3 separate regions of the Mus musculus genome follow, and all the other regions are linked to region 1. Evidence: chromatin loops called from intact Hi-C (ENCODE). Cell type or tissue: left cerebral cortex. All regions are shown on one strand. Links, peaks and the distances in the headings refer to the core of each region. The heading gives the core; the rest is flanking DNA.

Region 1 (8,277 bases), core at 1,600-5,599:
GGTTGGTTGATATTGTTCTTCCTATGGGATTACAAACCCCTTTAGCTCCTTCAGTCCTTCCTCTAATTTCTCCACTGGGGTCCCCAGGCTCAGTTTGATGTTTGGCTGCAAGCATCTGCATCTGTATTTGTAAGGCTCTGGCAGAGCCTCTCAGGAGACTGCTATATCAGGCTCCTGTCAGCAAACAAGTCTTGGCATCAGCAATAGTGTCTGGGTTTGGTGGCTGCATATGGGATGAATTCCCAGGTAGTCTCTGGATGGTATTTACTTCATTCTTTGTTCCACAATGTGTCCCTATATTTCCTTTAGACAGGAGCAATCCTAGGTTCAAATTTCTGAGATGGGTGGGTAGCCCCATCAGTCATTTGAAGGCCATATCTAACTTCTCTGTATAATCTCTACAGGCTCTCTCTCCTCTTTGTTGGGTATTTCAGTGAATGTCATCCACATTTGGGCACTGGGGGCCTCTTACTTTCCTTGAATCTGGGACTTTCTGGTGGCTAACCTAAGATCCCCATCCCCAATTGCTATGCACTTCTCTTCAATTTCCTGACCTTCTGACATTCTCCCCATCTCCTCCTACACTTGATCCTGGCCCCTTCTTTTCCTGCCCCCCTCTTCTCTTCCTCCCAAGTCCCCCTCACTCTCTACCTTCTTTGTTATTTTATTCCCCATTCTAAGTAGGACTGAAGCCTCCACACTTTGGTTTTCCTTCTTCTTGAGCTTCATATGGTTTGTGAATTATATTGTGGGTATTCTGAGCATTTTTCCTCATATCCACTTATCAGTGAGTGCATACCATGTGTGTTCTTTTGTGACTGGGTTACTTAACTCAGGGTGGTATTTTCCAGTTCCATCCATTTGGCCACACATTTCATGAAATCATTGTTTTAATAGCTGAGTAGTACTCCATTTTGTAAATGTACCACATTTTCTGTATACACTCTTCAGTTGAGGGACATCTGGACTGTTTCCAGCTTCTGGCTATTTTAAATACGATTGCAACGAAGAAGGTGGATCATGTGTCTTTGTTATATGTTACAACATCTTTAGGGTATGTGCCCAGGATAATTTTTCTTTGACTTGAATAAAAAAGGACAAATTTCACATATCTGCATGAATAGGGCTGGAATTCTGAAACCACATCCTTTTCTCCATTCTGAGAGCGTGTCTGACTTGAATGTGTGCAAATCTTGTGTGGGAAGTCACAGTCTCCAAGTTCAGAGAGTGAAGGAATTGATACCTGCTAGGAAGTGAAAATCAGTTTTGTCCAGTGAAGTGGCATTGGTTATGCAAACTATACTGCACGGCAGTAGTGATTGGCCAATATAAATTGTACTCCATAATTTTTGGTGGCTTTGTTGTTTTTGTTTTATGTGTGCTTTTCTTTTTCTTTTAATAAGAAAGAATGAATAACATGTTGAATAGGTAATATTGGGGTTATCTGGGAGTAGTTGGAGGAAGGGCAATAATATGATCAAAGTATAGTGTAAAAAATTATCAAAAATATAAATGAAAAATATTTTTAAATATCTAATCTTATAAGCCATAATAAAGACAGTAAGAATTTAGTGATTCCAATAATGATCAGACAGTCCTTGGTTCTTATTATTATTTAACACTTCTACATGTAGTAAAACTGAAGGCATGAAGACATTCATAATTAATTGAGCCAATTACCCAAAAGCTGAGGTTGCAACTTCTTCAAATCTGCTTATCATTACAAACCTCAGTATGTTAAGGAATAGTAGAGAGACATAAAAATCAATGGCAGGAATAGGATATATTTAGGTAACATTTGTAACTATAGCATAGCAGGGCAAGGACTTTATAATCATGGTATATAGTCTTAAGAATAAAAATAGGAAACACAGAAGATTCTAATTATCTAGTATAGGAAAACCCTGGTCCTATGGTTGAAGTTTGACATTACCTGAAAGCTCTTAGAGCATGGTGAAAAATGGCAGACTCACTCTGTCAGCAAGGCTTACTGTTTTCTAGCTGAGGGATCCAGACTCCATTCTGCCTCCTGTGGAATATTGTGCAGCCCTTAAGAAATTCCAGGTCTAACTCCTTTTCTCTGTAAAAGAAACCTGAGATTCCTGGAATACTACCCCATGCTAAGGAGACATCTCAGTGTCTTAGCCTTCAGCAAGTGACCTTTTCTCACCCTGGATATCCCTACCTTCTTTTCCCAAACTGTAAAACCTTGACTCACCCTGAATAAAGTGGGTCTATCTCTCTGATGCTTATGCAGGAATGTTGTCATGTCAGTCCTTACTAATGGGGCTTCCATAATCTGATCTGTCCTGCTGCTCCATTTGCCACAGGGGACCAATATGGACTGACGATCCCCAGGGCACAGAGGGAAATATATAGTGTTTTACCATAATTCCTAATGAGAAGGCTTTCAAAAGAGATGGCGGTTAGCTACAAAATTTTACCATAGGAAAGAAATGCAGTAAAAATAGTTCTTAGATTAGCAAATTCTCAACAGGCAGAGCTACATCAAAGCATGTGTGTTTAAAACGTGGCTCTGCATGCTGTCCGTTTTTCTCTTTTTAATAGAGATAACAGTAATACTAGTATTACCTTCAACGATCACTGCATGTTTGCACTAGTATCTTCAAAGTGTTAATATAACTTGGTCTTATTGACACACATTGATTTACTGCTCATAATAAGTGAATAAACATTAAGTTCTTACTAAAGAAGAAACTAAGGACATGTGTAAAACTTTAGTAACTACTCTAGAGACCACACCCTTTTAATGTAGCAATTGGCTTTAAAATATATTCAGAACCACTAAAATAATTTTACAGGTAGTATAAAAGGGTGAAGTTCTTTTTAATCAACTAGGAGGGTTATTTTTTCAATTCTATTGTATGTGAGGGTCAGAATTAGAGTAGACTTTTAAATTTTCCTTTCGTTTTTATGTCTAATGGTGTGTGAATGTTTGTGTGTGTGTGTGTGTGTGTCTGTGTGTGTGTGTGTGTGTGTGTGTGTGTGTGTGTGTGAGCTCATGTGTGTCATTAGGGTACAACTTTCCAGATTGTGTTTTCTGCTTCAATTATGTGAGTCTTCAACTGACTTGGATAATCATGCTTGGCAGAAAACACCTTTACCTGGTCACACACATGCACGCGCACGCACACACACACACACACACACACACACACACACACACACACAGATCAAGGATTCTTAAACTTGGAAAAATTGAAAAACTGAGAAATACATTCTTCCTCATTTATCCTTGAACCATCCTTTATTTGATCTTTTAATTTTAAGAATTTTATTTTTAATTTAACACATTTATCTCAACATCTGGTACTTAAAATGTTTTTTTTTTTCTAAACTTTTCTCTAAAGATTGTTTAGTAGTAGTTAATGACTTCCTGCCTCTGAGCTTGTTTGTGTTTCTGTCATTCTTAGATAATGTCAAAAGTTAAGTCATTGTTCTGTATCCTGTTCAAAACCTCTCATGTAATAGAACTGAGAGATACAGACTTTTTAGGGTTTTTTTTCCTATTAAAACATTATTTGCTTTCATGCTCATTAGTTTCTGCACCATATTGCAAATTTCTGAAGCAAATTTTCTCATAATATTCTCTATTTTCTTTTATGGTTTCACATTATGATCTGCATCATTTAAACTGAGCATAAATAAAGCAACTGTTCTGAACAGAGCAGACAAAGGAAGCAGTTGCTTAGCAACAGAAATCACAGAACAGATCCTGAACTCCTACTCAGATGGAAGCTTCCTACCCCCGCTCAGTGGTGAAAACATTTTGAGTATCCATCTTCTCTGAGCATGCCCCTCATACTGGGAGAAAAGCCAGATTTAGATCCTGATATTAAGAGGAGTTAGAAATTAATAAGCTTCAGGAGGGTCTACATCACATCTTTATGAGTCATAAATTACTGCATTGATGATGAACAACTTATGTGCCTGACATGGTTATGCTTTTGTCTTAGAGCTGAGTAACTATGTACCTGAGACTAATTCTGAGTGCACTCGGTGTAGCCATATGGGTTGGGGTGCAGATTAAAATGCATCAGAAGCTGTGAACAAATCCAAAGCAAGCAGTGGGACATCCTAGAGACCACAGCAGCTTGATTCTCCATACTGGGAATTATGTTGCTATAGTGGTAGGGACAGTATGAAGGTTTTTGAATCAATGCAAATCACAACTAATATAGATTTTAAACTCAAAGGTATAGATATAACTATAAATAATGCCAGATAGACTTTCTTCTTATGTCTTGTGGGCATTATATCGAATTTCTTTCAAGGTACATCATTAAAAAACACATATATCTTAAATAACTATTTTGAAATTTTAATCTATCTTTTAAGTATGTACATAATTGAGGTTATCATACTTTCTTATTCTCATAAGATTTTTTAAACTCATTTTTTGCAAGACTTCCTGCATTTCAAGTATTTACTTAATAGTATTTGGTTATTTCTACTTAACAGGTCAAGCCTTACTATTATTGCAAATCAATGGGAAAACTCATGCATATATTCTGAGAAGACAGGATAGATCAGTTATAAGATCATTCTAAGTAAGGACACTAAATATAACTCAAGCCAAGTGCCACCATTATTGGAATCTCATAGAAATCAAATCATCACAGAAGCAGCATAAGTTAGTGTATGTGGAGAACATGAAAAACCACAATGAAAGGAGAAATGAATTAAGCATGTTCATGGAGTTGAAAAAAGGGTCAGAGGAGGTATGAAAGTACTGCTGAAAAAAGCACCATAAATCAACCTAGGTACCTACATGATTGTGTTTGGTGAGAATTGTCTGTACAGATCAGAAGAAGTTAATGAATTTATAGCTGAAATAAATTCTGGATCTGAGAGGCATTGCTTTCTAGGCATTGGTATTAAGTTAATTAAATGGATAACTAACTAATCTCAGTCATTGTCCATGAGGGTAATTGTTTTAGTGGAGGTGAACTCGTAAATGGCTCTAATAAAGTATGAAAAGTACAAGAATAGAGATGTTCACAAGATATATCACACAGGAAATGGAAGTGAAAGCTAATTAATTAGAAGAGAGTTTTGATATGGGTATGCTTGGCTACCATGTGACATTTCTGTTGCATGGACTTAGAAACCGATTTTGATAAGGAGCACTCACTCCTCTTTGGAGATTGCATGGTAACCAAATCCAGAATTAAAGCCTGACACCTCTGTTTACATCCAATATCTGTAATTTGGGGGTTTTTTAGAGTCAGAGTTCTACATTGCAAACAGATATGTTAATCATCCAAACAGTGTCTGCCTAATTAATCTCATCACCTATCAAGGTAAATTTAACCAACACTGCATAAAATATTCTTACAGACATCATTTGTATATGCTTCAATTCTTTCCCTATTTAAAGTAAAGCTCATGTTCGTAACACAACAATTAGGTTGAATGGTTGAATGGTTGAATTTATTTCCCTAATATGATATGTCTTTTGATTAAATTATTTCCTGTCTTGCCACCACTTCAGTGTGTGTGTGTGTGTGTGTGTGTGTGTGTGTGTGTGTGTGTGTTTGTTTGATTCTTACTTGGAGGATCCCCTCAGAGTTGGATGACTCTGGCTACACCAGCTCTTTAGAAAATTTCAGATTAGGATGCTGATGAGGGACTTGCAGATGCTTTACTAGAAATTCAATGTCCACCTCATAGCAGGCTCTTCTCAATGAAAACTTCGTACACCCCTCAGTGTTCTGTCAATATCATGTCTCACCTGCCCAAATCCAGATGAGTTTAGGACTAGTCTTCTCTAAGCCATTGCTTCTCACCCTCCCAAATATAAATGCAAATATCTTCCCCAAATTTCTTTTCATTCAAAATTCACAGAAAAATAGTGCAGGCTGCGAGCAGAGACACTCAATTAAGTGTTCTTTAGTTTTGTGATAATTTTTACAGTTTCAAATTAACCATGAAATAAAAACATGCATACATATTCCTGGAACTGGCCAAAGTGTTAATTGATTGTTTGAATCTCACCTCCCTAATTGGTTATGGTGAAATTCAACATGGTCAGCATAGGGATTCCCAGCAGGTAGGTGGCTCTGCACACAAACTGATGCAGACTGTGTTTGCATAAGTCAAATCCTTACAGATTTCATAGGAACAGTCTATGTGCACTTCTATCTTTCCTTTTGTTTATAATATTTCAATTTCATTTGGATTGAACTCAATGGTGTGTCTCTATTTATAACTGTTTATTCATTTGTGTATGAAACATAAAATTAGAAGGAGCTAGAGGTTCTTTGTTTAGGTTGGAAATTAAAACTAAGATCAATTATCTTATAGACTTTTAAGATGGTTGCTAAACATATTGCTTCTTGACACAAAGTGGATATAAAGAGCACAGAATATTGATGGCTTACAAATGACATATTTATTACATCATTTGCCAGTTTTGTTAAGTTTTCGAGAGTTAGAAGCATATTTTTCCCTGATTAATCTAATGTACTTTCTAAGAAATAAACATAAGCAAAATCGAACACTTGATTAATGTTATGTATTACTTGGTAGTACAAAATACAATTTCTTGAGATTTTATAAAATAGTCTTGGAGTTATTTCTGTTCAGTAATAACACCTATGAAACACAATGAGATATACGTAAAGATGCATTAAGTGGAACTCACATATTTTTGGTAACCATCATCTCCTAATTGAACAGAAGGTGCAAAAGACTAGCATTGGCCTGGAGAAGACTTGAAATCAAATCACAGAATCAAGTTGATTCTCTGTGCTCTGCTTGATCCAGCTTTTCCAGTTTGCATCTCTCTATGTTCTGCTTGCTTGCTATTCTAAGAGATCTCTCTATCCATGTCCCCCTTGCTTTGTGTGTGTGTGTGTGTGTGTGTGTGTGTGTGTGTGTGTGTGTGTGTGTGTTTGTTTGATTCTTACTTGGAGGATCCCCTCAGAGTTGGATGACTCTGGCTACACCAGCTCTTTAGAAAATTTCAGATTAGGATGCTGATGAGGGACTTGCAGATGCTTTACTAGAAATTCAATGTCCACCTCATAGCAGGCTCTTCTCAATGAAAACTTCGTACACCCCTCAGTGTTCTGTCAATATCATGTCTCACCTGCCCAAATCCAGATGAGTTTAGGACTAGTCTTCTCTAAGCCATTGCTTCTCACCCTCCCAAATATAAATGCAAATATCTTCCCCAAATTTCTTTTCATTCAAAATTCACAGAAAAATAGTGCAGGCTGCGAGCAGAGACACTCAATTAAGTGTTCTTTAGTTTTGTGATAATTTTTACAGTTTCAAATTAACCATGAAATAAAAACATGCATACATATTCCTGGAACTGGCCAAAGTGTTAATTGATTGTTTGAATCTCACCTCCCTAATTGGTTATGGTGAAATTCAACATGGTCAGCATAGGGATTCCCAGCAGGTAGGTGGCTCTGCACACAAACTGATGCAGACTGTGTTTGCATAAGTCAAATCCTTACAGATTTCATAGGAACAGTCTATGTGCACTTCTATCTTTCCTTTTGTTTATAATATTTCAATTTCATTTGGATTGAACTCAATGGTGTGTCTCTATTTATAACTGTTTATTCATTTGTGTATGAAACATAAAATTAGAAGGAGCTAGAGGTTCTTGTTTAGGTTGGAAATTAAAACTAAGATCAATTATCTTATAGACTTTTAAGATGGTTGCTAAACATATTGCTTCTTGACACAAAGTGGATATAAAGAGCACAGAATATTGATGGCTTACAAATGACATATTTATTACATCATTTGCCAGTTTTGTTAAGTTTTCGAGAGTTAGAAGCATATTTTTCCCTGATTAATCTAATGTACTTTCTAAGAAATAAACATAAGCAAAATCGAACACTTGATTAATGTTATGTATTACTTGGTAGTACAAAATACAATTTCTTGAGATTTTATAAAATAGTCTTGGAGTTATTTCTGTTCAGTAATAACACCTATGAAACACAATGAGATATACGTAAAGATGCATTAAGTGGAACTCACATATTTTTGGTAACCATCATCTCCTAATTGAACAGAAGGTGCAAAAGACTAGCATTGGCCTGGAGAAGACTTGAAATCAAATCACAGAATCAAGTTGATTCTCTGTGCTCTGCTTGATCCAGCTTTTCCAGTTTGCATCTCTCTATGTTCTGCTTGCTTGCTATTCTAAGAGATCTCTCTATCCATGTCCCCCTTGCTTTGTGTGTGTGTGTGTGTGTGTGTGTGTGTGTGTGTGTTGTAAAATAGTAATAA
Region 2 (8,277 bases), core at 1,748-5,747, 120 kb after region 1:
TTTTTTTTTTCCATTTTTTATTAGGTATTTAGCTCATTTACATTTCCAATGCTATACCAAAAGTCCCCCATAGCCACCCACCCCCACTCCCCTACCCACCCACTCCTCCTTTTTGGCCCTGGCGTTTCCCTGTACTGGGGCATATAAATTTTGCGTGTCCAATGGGCCTCTCTTTCCAGTGATGGCCGACTAGGCCATCTTTTGATACATATGCAGCTAGAGTCAAGAGCTCCGGGGTACTGGTTAGTTCATAATGTTGTTCCACCTATAGGGTTGCAGATCCCTTTAGCTCCTTGGGTACTTTCTCTAGCTCCTCCATTGGGAGCCCTGTGATCCATCCATTAGCTGACTGTGAGCATCCACTTCTGTGTTTGCTAGGCCCCGGCATAGTCTCACAAGAGACAGCTACATCTGGGTCCTTTCAATAAAATCTTGCTAGTGTATGCAATGGTGTCAGCGTTTGGATGCTGATTATGGGGTGGATCCCTGGATATGGCAGTCTCTACATGGTCCATCCTTTCATCTCAGCTCCAAACTTTGTCTCTGTAACTCCTTCCATGGGTGTTTTGTTCCCAATTCTAAGGAGAGGCATAGCTTCGGTGAAGTAGCTGGATATAAAATAAACTCAAACAAGTCAATGGCCTTTCTCTACACAAAGAATAAACAGGCTGAGAAAGAAATTAGGGAAACAACACCCTTCTCAATAGTCACAAATAATATAAAATATCTTGGCATGACTCTAACTAAGGAAGTGAAAGATCTATATGATAAAAACTTCAAATCTCTGAAGAAAGAAATTAAAGAAGATCTCAGAAGATGGAAAGATCTCCCATGCTCATGGATTGGCAGGATCAACATTGTAAAAATGGCTATCTTGCCAAAAGCAATCTACAGATTCAATGCAATCCCCATCAAAATTCCAACTCAATTCTTCAACGAATTAGAAGGAGCAATTTGCAAATTCATCTGGAATAACAAAAAACCTAGGTTAGCAAAAACTCTTCTCAAGGTTACTATCAGTTTCTAATCAGCTGCCGAAAGAAGTGACAATAGTATCTATTTTGGAGTGTTATCTCTGGGATGCTTGTAGATCAACTACTGAAGTGGAGGTATCCCACACTTGAGACTGGGCTTTTTACTTGGCAATTTATGAGTTCTAAGATGAGTTAATCCCCTGTGTGGGGTAACTACAGTTAGGGTTTCTATTGCTGTGATAAAATATCATGACAAAAGGCAAGTTGGTGAGGAAAGAGTTTGTTTGGCTTGTACTTTGACATCTTAGTCTATCATTGAATAAAGTCAGAGAAGTAACATACAAACATGGACACAGATAACAATCATAGACAGAGATAGGAACATGCAATTTCCTTCAAATTACTCTAAAGAGATGCTGAGCAGAGTAGCAATTCAGAGACACAGAGACAATTATTTTATTATTTATTTACATTCCAAGTGTTGCCCTTCTTACTGTCCCCCTTCCCTGAGTTCTTCACAACATTTCCTCTCTTATTTGCTTCTGAGAGTGTACTCCCCCACACACCCACCCTTCTCCTCCTCACATCTACCAGCATCCCCCTTCCATGGGCACCAAGTTTCTACAGGATTAAGTGCATCCTCTCCCACTGAGGTTAGACAAGGCAATCCTCTGCAACATATGTGCCAATGAGCCACATATGCTTTTGCATTGTTGGCTTAGTCTCTAAAAGTTCTGAAAGGTCATCGTTAGTTGATGCTGTTGCAGAAAAGCTAAAGGGATCTGCAACCCTATAGGTGGAACAACATTATGAACTAACCAGTACCCCGGAGCTCTTGACTCTAGCTGCATATGTATCAAAAGATGGCCTAGGCGGCCATCACTGGAAAGAGAGGCCCATTGGACAGGCAAACTTTATATGCCCCAGTACAGGGGAACGCCAGGGCCAAAAAAGGGGAGTGGGTGGATAGGGGAGTGGGGGTGGGTGGCTATGGGGGACTTTTGGTATAGCATTGGAAATGTAAATGAGCTAAATACCTAATAAAAAATGGAAAAAAAATAAAGTCTTATATGACTATAAAAAAAAAAAAGAAAAGTGAGACAGATCACATACTTAATATTCAACCCTTGGATTGAGATTGGGGATCTATAAGGAAGAGTTAGGGGAAGGACTGAAGGAGCTGAAGGAAATTGCAACCCTATAGGAAGAACAATAGCATCAACTAATCCAGACCCTAGAGACCAATTTAGAGCCCCAGATAATGTAATAAACATCGAGATTTTAACAAGTTAGGGGATCTGGTATTAAGTATATTGGTAAACAACATAGTCAAGTAAGGATTATAGGAAATCAGAGTTATGCGGTTTAGTAGTCTAGAAAGTTAGGGTGTTATAGGCATAACTGTTGAGAATTTTAGGGATACACAGATAAGTGCTGCAGTGACATTTATCATTATTTTAAATTTTGGTTAATTTGGACTTTATTTTAAAATGTATTAGTGAGAATTTCATAAATGTATATAAAATTACATATGATAATTATTTCTATAATCTCCAACTTCCCCTTATTTCCATCACCATTTTACTCCCTCACAATCCTGTCTCTGTCTCTCTGTCTCTCTGTCTCTCTGTTTCTCTGTCTCTTTCTGTCTCTCTCTGTCTCTCTCTGTCTCTCTCTGTCTCTCTCTGTCTCTCTCTCTCTCTCTCTCTCTCTCTCTCTCTGTCTCTCTCTCTCTCTCTCTCCTTAGTTATCGCTGCCCATATATGGATGGATACAGAATGATCCACGGGATCATGAGAATTCTACTACTGGCCAAGTACACAAAAGAGCAGGGTTCCTCTTTCTCCAGTAACTACTAATTGCTAATAACTACTCAGTAAGGGTCTAGGGCTGGAGATTGTGTACTCCATCTGTGCTGGAATTTTTATATCTTGACCTGGTGCAAGTAGGTACACATGGTGCAAGGTCATGAGTCTGAGAGCTATATCATGTGTAAGAAGACAGTGTTTTGCAACAATCTCCTCCACTCTTTGGCTCTTAAACTCTTTTCCTCTGGTCTTCCATGCTTTCCCCTGGGATTTGGAGGTGTGCTGGTCAACCCTGATGTCTGATTTAGGACGGGACACTCTGTGAAAGTCTCAGTACTTTTAACAGTTATGAATCCCTGCATTGATATGTGCTCACTGGAAAAAAAATTTCTGAGCAAGATTGAGAATATTCCAGGTCTATGGTAAAAACAAACATTTAGAAGACATTTTGACAGCTTAACATTTAGCAAAATAACAACAGTAGGTTTTTCTCTAAGGCCTATGACCTCTCCAGCCATAGAGTTTTGGCCAGGGTTACAGTAGGAATATTCTACATTAGTTTCCACACAATAATTTAATAATGCTTATATAATTGAAGGAAGAAATTATTTTTGAAATATCCAGTACTATCACTGTACATTTCAGTTTTAATTTAAATGAGAACCAGGACATTCAGCCATGTTTGGAATTCTTGTGGATAGCTTTTTCCCCCCTAGTTTCAGACTTAGGGAAATGCTACTTTAAATTAAAGTGATAATTTCTTTAAGAAACATAAGTTTGTACTTCAGATCAGTTTTTGTTCAGCTCTGGGACAGGGAATGGTTCTGTCATACACATTTCATTAACCAGGATTTTATCTTTCTGTCATACTTAGAAGCAAAATCCCCAAGAAGGGCATATGCATATGCAAATTATGCATATGCATGAGGCAGAAGGAAAGCACAGAAGCCATAAAGAACCTTACCATAGGAAGCAAGACTCTCTCTTTAACTCCAATGGTATATGTATTTCACATCAAGAATTCTATTAAATACAAACGGTTCAAAGTATCATTATATCTGTTTTCTAGTGAAAATTAAAGCAAATGTTTCAGTTCAATTATATACTTAGTAAATGTAGCTCTAGTTTACAATTTCCATTTCTTTTGTTCTACCTAGGATCTACTTTAGACCACAAGGTTTAAAGTTTGATAGTAAGAAACATTTGCTAGTAAGAGAAAAACAGAAGGGGGATATTTTGATTATGAGGAACACATATGTTATCTCTATATTGATGTGTATTTTTGCAACTTAAAAAGTATGTGAAAAAACAGCCAATTCCATATTAGATCAAGTTTGGTAATTGGGGAGTGATGAATTCAAATACTTTCCAGGTTTTCTTACAAACAATAACAATCCAAATTAATACCTTTTTCTCCTTTGGTTACATGACCTCACTTTAAGCAGTCTGATGACCCATTCGTTTCTTGTCCAATATCTTTAAATAATTTACTTATTCCTTCCATGAATAAATAGATGTCATACTTTTCCCACCTTGTAGATCCCTTTCTTTCTGCTGCCTGTTGTTTAATTGGATTTCCAATGTCATTTATATGTTGCTTGGGCTCGTTGTGTTGAGCTGTTATTATACCTCTGCTATCTTTTCTCCTTCCCACAAAGCCTTTCAAAATGCAAATTATTTTCTCTGACCGAAAATACAGCAGGAGCACAGCCTGGCTCCTTTTCAGACCAAACCAGAGACAGATTTGTTAACAGCTGTTCTCGGGGTCTGTGCACGTAATGGAAACTTCAGAACCTCGCAGGGCCCACAGCTTCTCTGGCTGTAGCATGGGACTCATTTCACAGTAGGGGATATTTTTGGCAATGTATAATTAAAGGGCCTGTTTTAGTAAAATTACACCCTGTGTAACAGATATTGAAAGAGAAAGGGGAAAGGTAACAGGCGTCAGTGCTCCATTTAGACCAAGCAGAGAAAGAGCCCTGTGGGAGCTGACGATTTGGCTGTGATCCAGGAGGTCACACTAAGAAAAACAAATCTCTGTGTTTCTTCAGTACTCAAGCGACACAAGGATAAATTATATATATATATATCTTTCCTTCCTTACGTGGCTAACATCTTTCTAAGGTTGATAGTACTTTACAGGGGAATAAAAGACAGAGAGTTAAGCAAATGTGACAGCTTCATTTGTGTTCCTGGATGTAGTGCGATTTCAGAGCTGGTTAACTTTTCATTGGAAGCCTACCCATTGGACTTTATTTCACACAAAGATTTCTTCAATTTCATATTTTAATTATTTTAATTTAGAATATAGTTACATTTCTCCTTATAATTTCCCCAACCCTGAGCTTACACACACACACACACACACACACACACACACACACACACACACACACACACATTCTCTTTCAAATTCATGACTTCCGTTTTCAGTTTTATTTTATATTACACACACACACACACATCAATACACCCTTCACGGTCTGTAAAATATTACCTGTGAAATTATATTTGTTTGTATGTTTTACAGATGAACATTTCAAATTTGATTAACAATTTGGTGAGTTCTTCCCTGGAGAAGGCTTTCTCCCACTCTCAGAATTCATTAGTAGTCCTTATAAAATGTTTCATTTTTTCTCTTTTTGAAAATACATTTTTTTCTCACAAAATTCATAGTGATTACAAGTTCCCACTCTCTTTACATCTTTCAAATATTACTTCACTGCTCTCACATCCAGGTCCACCCTGTTTCTGTTTTTCATTATATCACAAACAGTCTTCTATGGGATAATAATATAAAATAAAATAAAATAAAATAAAATAAAATAAAATAAAATAAAATAAAATAAAATCTAAAAAGAGAAAACAAACACTAATATATTGGAATTGGTCAAAGCAAACAACAGAAGGAAAACAGATTAAGAGAAATAACCAAAACGACAAGTACAGGAAGCCATAATGTATATGAAATCGATCTGTAGAGTATAAAAGGAGAGAATAGAGAGAGCAAAAACTAAAAGATAATTTGGACCTGTCATTGGACTCCCTTTCCCTCAGGTTCTTCTCCATTTTTGACCCTGCAGTTTGTTCAGACAGGAACAATTATGGGTCAGAGGTTTTGTCTGTGGGATGACAATCCCATCCCTCCACTTGATGCCTTGTCTTTCTACTGGAGGTGGACTCTACAAGTTCCTTTTTCCCACTCTTTTCCCACTTTTTTCACACTGCCATGTCTTGACTCAGTGAGAGAAGATACAACTAACACTCAAGAGACTTCAGGTTCTAGGGAGTGGGGAGGTCTGGTAATGTGGGGTTTGGGGAGTGGGGACATCCTCTTGGAAACAGGGGAGGAGTTATGGGATGTGGAACAGTCAGAGGGCAGACCAGGAGGGGGAAAAAGTCTGGACTGTATAAAAAAAAAGATTAAAAATAAAGAAAAAATTTAAAAATATACAAAATAAATTCTAAAAAGGAATGAACCCAGACATAACACGATGAACCTCCGAAGAGCCCCCTAAGGTTATTTCTGTTGGCCATTTGCTGCTGAACGTGCAGCCTACCCTTAACAGTTTGTTTCCCTAGACAGACTCACTTGGATGAAACTATTTTTTCATTTCAAAGCAGTCATCAGCTACAGATTGCTTCTGGGTAGTGTGCCTACCTCTCCTTGAAGTTCTAGTACCCCATGGGCACAGCCCCATGCAGGCCCTGTGCATCCTTCCTCAATTTTTGTGAGGTCCTATGGGCATGTTGATCTAGAGGGCCTCCTTTTCTTCGTGTTCTTCTTCCCTTGTGTATCATATACATTTACCAGTCCCTCTTGCAGAGGGTTTCCTGACCTAGGAGGAAGGAATTTGATTGAGAAAAACTATCTATGGATGAGGGTTTCAAGGTCTCTTTCTGCATAATGTCTGACTGTGGGTCTCTGTATTTGTTCCTTTCTTCTGGAGGTGGAAGCTTCTCTGAAAGCTTCCTTTCAGTGCCTTGGATGAGCAAGGCACTGACCTATGTGTATATACAGAAGAATGTAATTAAGAATCAATTTACTGCTGTTCTGTTCTTGTTAGTGGTTGTAGTTTGTTTTTGTTGTTTTAGAACAATTGTACTTGGTTTTACCTTAGGTCACTGGACTATCTAATACCAGTTTCTTGGACACCAAGTTATGTCTGAATTAGTTTCGTCTTAGGCAGTAGGCCTAACCTCTAAACAGATACATTTGGTTACTCTCACAAGCTTTGTGCCACCATTTCACTAGCATGTTTTATGAACAGGGTACCATTGCAAATCAAAGAGTTGGTGCCTCAGATACTCTTTTATTTCTCCTTTGGAAGCATGCAAAGTACCTTCCTGTCCCAAAGATGCTACCATGTAAGAGTAAAGGCTCAGTGTAGGTAATGGTTTGACATCTCCATGGTCAGTGAGTTGTATTGGTGTTCTCTTCAGCAAAGAAGACTTGCTGGTAATTTTCAGAGTGCAACCTATTGGCAGCCTGCAGGTTTCCATGGGAACTCTTTGGCCAAGAACTAAAGAGGATACAACACAGTCCTGATATTGGAAGCTTCCTTTGGTTACAAATAACAAGTCAGGCCTGTTTATCCAACCCTCCCATTATTTGGTGATTTTCTTTAGATTGCTTATATATATGGAAACTTCTACATATACATATTACAAGTTAAAAGTATATATTTTTATATGGAAACTTTTACTGGATTTGGTTTTTCTATTCCCAATCATAAGGCCCTTAATTTTAGGTATCACCCCTCTTATCCCCTACTTTGTGGCCCTCTTCCTTTCCCATATCCACTTGATCCTTTCATTCCACTTCTCTTCAATCTATCTATAACTTTCTATATCTATATCATTTCACTTTCCAAGGGAGGTCGATCTGAAACTACCCCATCCATAATTTCTTACTCTATAACTAACCTATATGGTTAAAAATAGATTTTAGCTTGATTACCATTGTCTTCACAGTTAATTTCCACATATAAAATTGTAAGCAAATACATACATAGTCATGTTTCTGGTACTGAGTGATTTCATACAGCAGGACTTTTTCCCCTAGTGTCATCCATTTACCTAAAAATTTCTGGTTTCAATTTGTTAACAACAGAGTAAGACTCAGTACAATAAATGTACATTTTTAAAAATTTTAAAATAATTTTAATTAGATATTTTCTTCATTTACATTTTCATTTTTTAGGTATTTATTTCATTTACATTTCCAATACTATCCCAAAAGTCCCTCACACACTCCCCCACCCACACACTCCCACTTCTTGGCCCTGGCGTTCCCCTGTACTGAGGCATATAAAGTTTGCACAACCAATGGGCCTCTCTTTCCACTGATGGCTGACTAGGCCATCTTCTGATACATATGCAGCTAGATACACAAGCTCCAGGGGGTACTGGTTAGTTCATATTGTTGTTCTACCTATAGGGTTGCAGATGACCCCAGCTCCTTGTGTACTTTCTCTAGCTCCTCATTTACATTT
Region 3 (8,277 bases), core at 1,748-5,747, 200 kb after region 1:
GACTGAGCACAGGAACCCTAAATGGAGGAGTTAGGGAAGGACTGAAAGAAATGAGGGGGTTTGCCACCCTGTAGTAATAACAAAAATATCAATCAATAAACCCCCCAGAGCTCCCAGGGAAAAATAAACATTTTAAACATATGTTTATTTATTGTGTATACAACATTATAAGTAAATGTACGCCTGTGAGCCAGAAGAGGGTACCCAATATCATATATGGCTGTGATTTACCATGTTGTTGCTGAGAATTGAACTCAGGACATCTGTAATGGCAACCAGTAATCTTAAACTCTGAGCCAATTCTCCAGCCCAGTACTCCATTTTTAAAAATGATCTGGCTTGTTTGTATCTAACTTTTCGTGTTCTTTATATATGTTTGATATTAGCCCTCTGTTGGATGTAGTGTTGGTGAAAATCTTTTCCCAATCTGTAGGGTGCCATTTTGTCTTATTGACAATGTCCTTTGCCTTACAGAAGCTTTTCAGACTCATGAGGTCCCATTTATCAATTGTTGATCTTAGAATCATGTTATAATCCACAGATACAAAGATGATAATAAACAAAGAAGGCCTGAAGAAGATTGCTTAAATCTCACTCAGAAGTGGAAGTAAAGTTGTTATCAGAGTTGGTCGGAATCAGGTTACTAGGTGGGAGATGGGATGGGGACTGAAAATGAGTCAGGATCAAATGTAAGTAGAGCCTGGGAGACTGTAGGAAGAGGGAATAGAAATTGTCAGTAGGAGGCATCTCTAGGGCCTGGGATATTGGAGGCTCCAGGGAAGATATGAGGGTGACTCTAGCTGAGGCTCCTAGCAGTGAAGAATATAGAGACTGTAGTGTCTACCTCCTGTAGCCAGGCAAAACTCCAAGTGGAGGGAAAAGAACACCTACCGCCCCACAAAACCTTTGACCTAAAATTTGTCCTGTCTACAAGTGCAAGCACAAGGATATCCTAGACACTGAGTAAATGGACATCCAATAACTGACCCAACTTGAAATCCATCACATGGGCAAGAACTAATCCCTGGCACTACTTATGATACTCTGCTATGCTTACCAAAAGAAGCCTAGCATAACTTTCCTCTAACAGTCCCCACCAATCAGCTTATCTAAACAGATAATGAGATCCACAGCCAAATATTCTAATAGAAGTGTTAGGCAAAGAATTAGGTAATCCAGAGGACATAGAGACTCCACAGGAAGACCAACAGAGTCAACAAACCTGAACCTGTGGGAAATCCCAGAAACTGAACCACCACCAAAGAAAATATAAGCGCTGGACCTACCCTGGTCCCCGGGCACACTTGTAGCAAATGTGGTGTAGATGAGTCTTAATGCAGGTTCCTCAACAATTAGGGTGAGAGCTTACCCTGTCTCAGAAGCATGTCATTGAATGCCGTTTCCCTAACTGCGCTGTCTTGGCTGTTCTCAGTGGAAGAAGAAGTACATAGTCATACAGTGACTTAAGGTGTAATGTGAATTGGTACCCAGAGGTACCCTTTTCAGAGATGAGGAGAGAAGGATGGTGTAGGGGCTGTGTGAGGGGGAATTGGAGGAAAGAGGGCATGCAACCCACTATAGAAGATATATAGTGAATACATTAATAAACAAATAGAAAAATATTGATGTGGTCTATGGCTTTTGACTTCATTGTTCAGTTTCTAAAAGTGGATTCCATTAATACAAATAAATAATTTATTAAAATAAAAATAAGGAGACTTGTATTTATTATTTTGAAAACTCTAAAAACATGCAGATACTTTAAAAAATTAATTTATTTATTTACATTCCAAAAATTGCCTCCCTTCCTGGTGTCAGCTCTATGAGTTCTTCACCCAATCTTCCCTCCACTTGGTTTCTGAGAAGCTGCTCACCTACCCACTCATTCTCACCTCATCCTGTTATAATCCTCCTTCCCTGGTGCATCAAGTTTTTACAGGACTAAGTGCATCCTCTCCTACTGAGGTCAGGCAAGGAAGTCCTCTTATACATATGTAGCAGGGGCCATAGACCAGCCCATGTATGCTATTTGGTTGGTGGCTTACACTCTGGGAGCTCTCAGGCACCCAAGTTAATTGATACTGTCCTACTTCCTATGGGATTGAAATCCTCTTCAGCTCCTTCAGTCCTTCCCCTAACTCTTCCATAGTGGTCCTAACTTCAGTCCAAGGATAGGCTATAAGTATCTGCGTGTATGTGAGTCAGCTACTGACAGAGACACTCAGAGGACAGCCATGCTAGGCTCCTGTCTGCAAGCACAACATGACATCAGTAGTACTGTCAATGTTTGGTATCTGCACACGGGATCAATCTCAAGTTGGCCTTACCTTCAGTTTCTGCTCCATTTTTGTCTTTGAATTTCCTTTAGTCAGGAACAATTTTGAGTCAAAAATTTGAAGATGGATTGGTGGCCCCATGCCTCAGCTGGGGGCCATGTCTACCTACAGGAGGTGGTGTCTTCAGGTTCCACATCTACACTGTTGAGCATTTCAGCTAAGGTTATGGGAGCCTCTCACAGCCCTGGTGACTGGGACTTTCTAGTGGTTCTCCCTACATTTTACCCCACACTTCTGTATATTCCTCCATATTCTCCTGCCCCCTCCCCGAGGCTTCTCTTCTGTTTCTCATGATACATGATCCTGCTCCCCTTTCCATTCCCCCTTCCCTCTCCCATCTAGGTTGCTCCCTCCTTCTGCCTCTGGTGATTAATTTGTTCCCCCATCCAAGTGGGATTGTATCCACTCTTGGGCCTTCCTTCTTGTTAAGCTTCATGTGGTCTGTGAGTTGTATTATGGGTATTCTGAACTTTTTAGTTAATATCCACTCATCAGCAAGTTCATACCATGTATATCCTCTGTGGTTTGGGTTACCTTGCTCAGGATGATATTTTCTAGGTCCATCCATTTGCCTGCGAAATTAATGAATTCTCACTAGAAAATGTGGTTCATGTACACAATGGAATACTACTTTGCTATTAAAAACAAGGACAGTATGCAGACATTTTTAAGATAATACATTTGTGTTAAATTGTGGTAGCAACAATAAAATCCATGGATGTATTTTATATTGCCACTATTGGAATGTATACTTGAGGACTAGAAACTTTATTGTGTTTCATACTGCATACATGTATGCTCAAATTAGACAACTAGTAAACACTTCCAAAATTATGTCTGAAATTAAAATGAAATGTACACTGATTAATACACAATATATACAGAAATGTATAATTAGCATTATTCCACAAGCATGTAGACATATGTGTAAATATATTATGTTAACATGTATCTATATATTATTTGTAGTTATTTGATTCAGGAATATATCACATAGACTCAAGCATTTGGACAATTGGTCCCCAGATGGTAGTAATTTTGGGGGAAGTAATAAAGACTTGATGGAGGAAGTAAGACACTATGAGTGGAAATAGAGATTAAATTGCCTCAGCATGCTCTCTTTGCTTCCTGCTTATGGTTGAAATTGCAATCTTTCAGCTTCTTGTTGCCTTCAGTATGACTGCTGCTTGTCACCTTTCTTTCACAACAATATCGATTTCTTCTCTAGACCCATAAGCCCAAATACACTTCCTTTTCTTTATATGACTTTGGCTGTAGTGTTTATTACAGCACCCGAAATGAAAATAGGACACAGATTATTATATAATTATTTCTATATAGTTATAATGGATAGTATTATTGATGTAATTTTATATATATCCCTACACATACATTTCAAAAAGAGTAGATTAGGTAAGACCTGTTTTGTAACTCACGAATATACAAAGAATTTAGGACAACTAGGAAATGTTAATCTAGTAATATTTCTATCCTAGAGTATTGTACTAACCATTTCTACACCTGATTCAGTTGTGTCATGTTGCAATGTAGTTAAAATAAAGCAAAGTCACTACTATATAGAGTGCATTATTTCATGAATGTAAAAGGAAAAATCATTATTTAAATCAGTTAGATTCTGAGCATCAGCAGGAACAGACAGTGTTTGACTCTTAGGACAAAACAGTTAATAATCACAACACAGTAATGGCCATCAAGACATATTATATTTTCATGACTAAGTTTAGTGTGTCTTCTAGATGAGCAGGATTTCCATGGTAGCAAGCCAAAAGCTTAACTGAGTATTGTCACCTGCCCTGGTCAGCCACCTACGATGGTATCCTGGCAACCCTTGATATTTCTTCTATGCCAGCATCCTTATAATAGCCCTACTTTGGATTAAAGAGTGAGATCGTGATGTGGGATTTATTTGAAATTGAAATTAAAACACCATTATCAAATATAATTCAGAAGCTCACATCACTAAGTGGTTTTATCTTGCTAGCTACACACAGCAGCTCCCTTTGTGCATTTGTTACATAAAGAAGATAATCTTCAGAGTCTCCTTTTGCCAAATAAATTCCTTACCTACACTAGTGATGCGATATATTCCTCCAATGTATTCAGCTATTAAAATAGAATAGCAAATGTTGGAAATTTACATAGAATCCGATCAGCAGTGTTCATTTTTAGAATAGCTTAGATTCCCAGAAGAGATGCTGGGGAGTTGCAATATGCCATTTTTGTGTTTGCAAAAGGCCCACTCACTCTAACAACAGAAGAGAGAAATCACAGACCTATCATGTTCTTTACATTTCTTGGTTAATATAAACATTTCACATGTGCTTTAAGTTATAGTTATAAATACCCATAAGTACTTAAAATATGACTGCTATTTATTCAGTCCTAACATTTTAAGCAAAGAAGGTCAAGATATAGCTACGTTTATTTTAAAGATTTAAAAGATATCAAACTACAGCTTATATAGATAACACTGTCAAGAAATAAGAACCAGAGTATAGTTAATAAGCATTTAGAGAAATACAGCAACTAGAGCCCTGTGTAAGCTTTGTAGTATTGTAGTATACTTCCAACATTGTTCACAGTTACTACTAAAAATGGAAATCTTTCTCAACTCAGAAACTCCGTGGAAGAATCCACACAATAATTAAAGTATGTACAATCATAGCAACCATTTTATATTTAGTTCAATTTCATATATAATAAATGTTTTCCAGGTTTAATTTAAATATACATTTAAAATTAGAACTCTTTGTTGGTATGTTTTTTTTTTTTTTTTTTTTTTTTTTTTTGATTCCCTTTCAGGAAGCAGTAGATGCTCCGAAATAATCAATTAAGCATCTGGCTTTTAACAAGCATTTAAAGACATTGAACATAATTGTTTTTATTTATAGCTTAAGGAACATAGATTTAATAACATTGACAGTCATGATGGATTAAGAGCATTTGAAGTTTTTTCATAAAAGTAATGAAAAGACAACCGAACAATATTAAGTCAAAGTTTTACAAAATGAATTGGGAGGGGCTAGCTCTTGTGTGTCTGATAACATTTAGGTCACTTAAAATGAATTGAGAGGACGAGGGTGTTAGTATTACTGGTTTTATTGCATATAATTGAGGTTTTTTTACATAAATATTTTAATATCAGTACATGAAAGGCTTCTTTCTGGTTGAATAGAAACTGTAAATTATTGTGTTTTAACTCCTAAAACTGGGTTTTATCTGACACAGTATCTCTATGCTTTCAGTGGAAGAAAAATGTGTCATGCTTTTAATTACATCCTCCTAAATGAAGAGGGGTGAGAACTAAGGCAGTGAAGAAAGCAGTATGGGCTCAGAGGACACCTCTGAAGTACTCATTTGAAATGTAGCATGGCAGATGTATTTCTAGGAGTTGACAGAAGTCAAAGTGTTTCTGGTGCTCCACATTAGAAGTGAACCCCTGACAAGTAAAATAACTGCTAAAAAGGGTATTTGAATAAACATTTTCACAAACACGGTGTTGTTTCTACCAAAACAAAACCATGGATTAATGGATTTGTTGTCATGGATAAATGACAATAAATATAATCTTGTGATTAATCTTTTGATTATATACATATGTATATATATATATATATATATATATATATATATATATATATATATATATAAATTTTTAGAAACAAACCTAGCTACTTTTCAAATTTCACCAAAGTGTACTTACGTTGATCTTTAAATCATCAATGTGGCAATTCTGTTATTTTATTCATAGTACTGGTTTGTGTGTGATGGGTGTTAGGTTATTATTCTCATAATAAACTCACAGTATAGAACAAAATATTTATAAATTATTTGTTAAATTATAAGTTTTCAAATGTGTAGACTAGCAAAAGCAATGAAAAATATACATTTTCAAAGGAATAGGTGGAGAGGAAGCAAGTTACTGGAAAGTTAAGTTCACCAACATTATTTGTATTTAACAAATACAAATCATCATTATTATTCTAAGCAAGAATAAGTCACTCAAATTTTAGCAATAATCTCTATGAAGAGCAAACTTCATGTAAAAATGATGAAAGACTTGCAGCACTCCAGCAACCCATTCTAAAGAGGAACTTCAGGCAGACTCTCTTGGAGGAGAAGAAACACAAATTGTTACAAAAAGCTGATAGACCTTTTTTTGAACCCTACATACAAACACATGGTGATCATCACTGCAGGAAGTATGTCTCCAATTAATGAAAAAAGGAAGTCAGACAGTTGTCATTCTGCTGCACGTTGCACCAAATAAGGGTCTTAAATGATTTGAATTTATAAAGGGGAAAACATTATTGTAACCTGAAATGTCAAAATATTACAACTATTATATCTGATTTTTATTAAGTTAAATTCTTAAACAATTATTCTTCTCAGTTGACTACTATTATGCTCACCATTTTAAAAATATATTTACAAAAATAGAACAGGAAATGTAGTCTCTGCTTTAAATTTCTACCTTTAGATATATTTAAAATGTGCTTTAATAAAGGACACCCAAATACTATGTTTAAAGACTTGGAAACTAAGCTTTGGAACTTAGAAAGTAAGAATTTCAACCTAAAGTAATCTCATAACAAAACCTGTCCATTATAGGCCATTAAAAGTGGCCGTTTATAATGTCAAAGTTGCTAAATGAAAAGCACATGCAATCTCATTAGTCATCCAAGTTTTGCTTTATTAATATAATGTATGCTTTCCTTTCATCCATTTTTCATATCTGTCATTTTTCAAATCAAATATTAGAATTTTACTAAACTAAGCATTCTAATTTAGTGGAGACAAAAAGAACGGATGAAAAATGTTCATATCTATTAAACTATGGTTAACCAACAATAGATGTGAACCCTCTTCTTAGTTGAGTAGCTAATGTTCACTCTTGGCAGCATGGAAGAATGGACACATTTATTGACTGTCAAACACTAAAATAGAAAATACTATCTACTTGAATTTTAGGCCTATTTAATCACAGAGCAGATGGTCAAATGTTCCCTCTTTCTCTCCCACCCACACTTGCCATCTTCATAGATAACTGACATTTGAAATAGCATCCACTGTGGCAATCTCTGGTCACAGTGAAGTGGCAGACAACTCAGCTCCTAATTTAGCTATGATGATCTTAGAAAACTATATTTTGTTTGTCATTTGTTTGTTTGTTTGTTTTTGATCTTCTATAAAACAGGGAATACTTATTCAATTCTCCCCTTTTATGTAGGACCCTTCTATTCAAAAAGTGTCTTCTCTGGTGTTTAGTAGGACCAAGAGAGTCTAGAGCATGCTGTAGTCTCATAACCATTGAACCAGTAAAACAACACCTGGACTGGGCTCAGCAGTCCACCACTTGTGCTCCATCTCATTTCCATTCAGATTGCATCCAAAGATCCTTGGATATATGCCTGTGTGCTTCAACACTTTCTTCCTAAGTTGATTATTTTTCTTTTGCATCTTGTCATCAATATGTTATCGTGTATGTAACTAGTTTTTGACCTTTGCTCTTTAATATACTGTTAATAACTTTTTCTCTAATGTGACTTTTTGATGCCAAAAGAACAGATTGCTAATTGAATGTGTCAACATTAACTCTCGTAGCCCTTGTAAATTGACATATGCAAAACTCTAATGTATGTATGTACTGCTTGAATTTATAAAGTACTTGCAAATTGCAAACATCTCATCATAAGTTTCAAAAGGAAATTTTAGTATATCTCAGAAGTAGCATTCACTCATAGAAGCACAATGAAATCCTATTAGGATTTTATTACAGTTATTGGTGAGATATGATAAACAGAAAATATCCAGAATATACCAGTGTATTTTGCCTCCATTCAAAGACACAAAGATTTTTCATTTACTATTATATATATATATATATATATATATATATGTATATGTATGTATATGCATA

Evidence for each region. A loop is a pair of places that touch in the nucleus more often than their neighbours do. Peaks named below come from ENCODE experiments on the same cell type or tissue, not always from the same donor. Only the 100,000 strongest peaks of a DNase experiment are listed, where the experiment ranks them.
Region 2: a loop joins it to region 1, with 12 times the contacts of the local background. A loop is called at or near these places in 4 of 42 quality-filtered maps.
Region 3: it touches region 1 in a loop (17-fold over the local background); 2 of 42 quality-filtered maps call a loop at or near these places.

The regions. Positions count from the first base shown.
Region 1 is chr2:55,689,642-55,697,918 of GRCm38, forward strand. No RefSeq gene overlaps it. Among named protein-coding and RNA genes, the nearest start is that of Kcnj3, 260 kb to the left of the region's middle. In left cerebral cortex, for the core only: no CTCF peak of the experiment used is centred there; DNase peaks (open chromatin) are centred at 3,780 and 4,007; H3K27ac peaks cover 2,055 bases.
Region 2 is chr2:55,813,767-55,822,043 of GRCm38, forward strand. No RefSeq gene overlaps it. Among named protein-coding and RNA genes, the nearest start is that of Kcnj3, 380 kb to the left of the region's middle. In left cerebral cortex, for the core only: no CTCF peak of the experiment used is centred there; DNase peaks (open chromatin) are centred at 3,660 and 4,617; H3K27ac peaks cover 976 bases.
Region 3 is chr2:55,885,651-55,893,927 of GRCm38, forward strand. No RefSeq gene overlaps it. Among named protein-coding and RNA genes, the nearest start is that of Kcnj3, 450 kb to the left of the region's middle. In left cerebral cortex, for the core only: no CTCF peak of the experiment used is centred there; DNase peaks (open chromatin) are centred at 4,204 and 4,509; H3K27ac peaks cover 761 bases.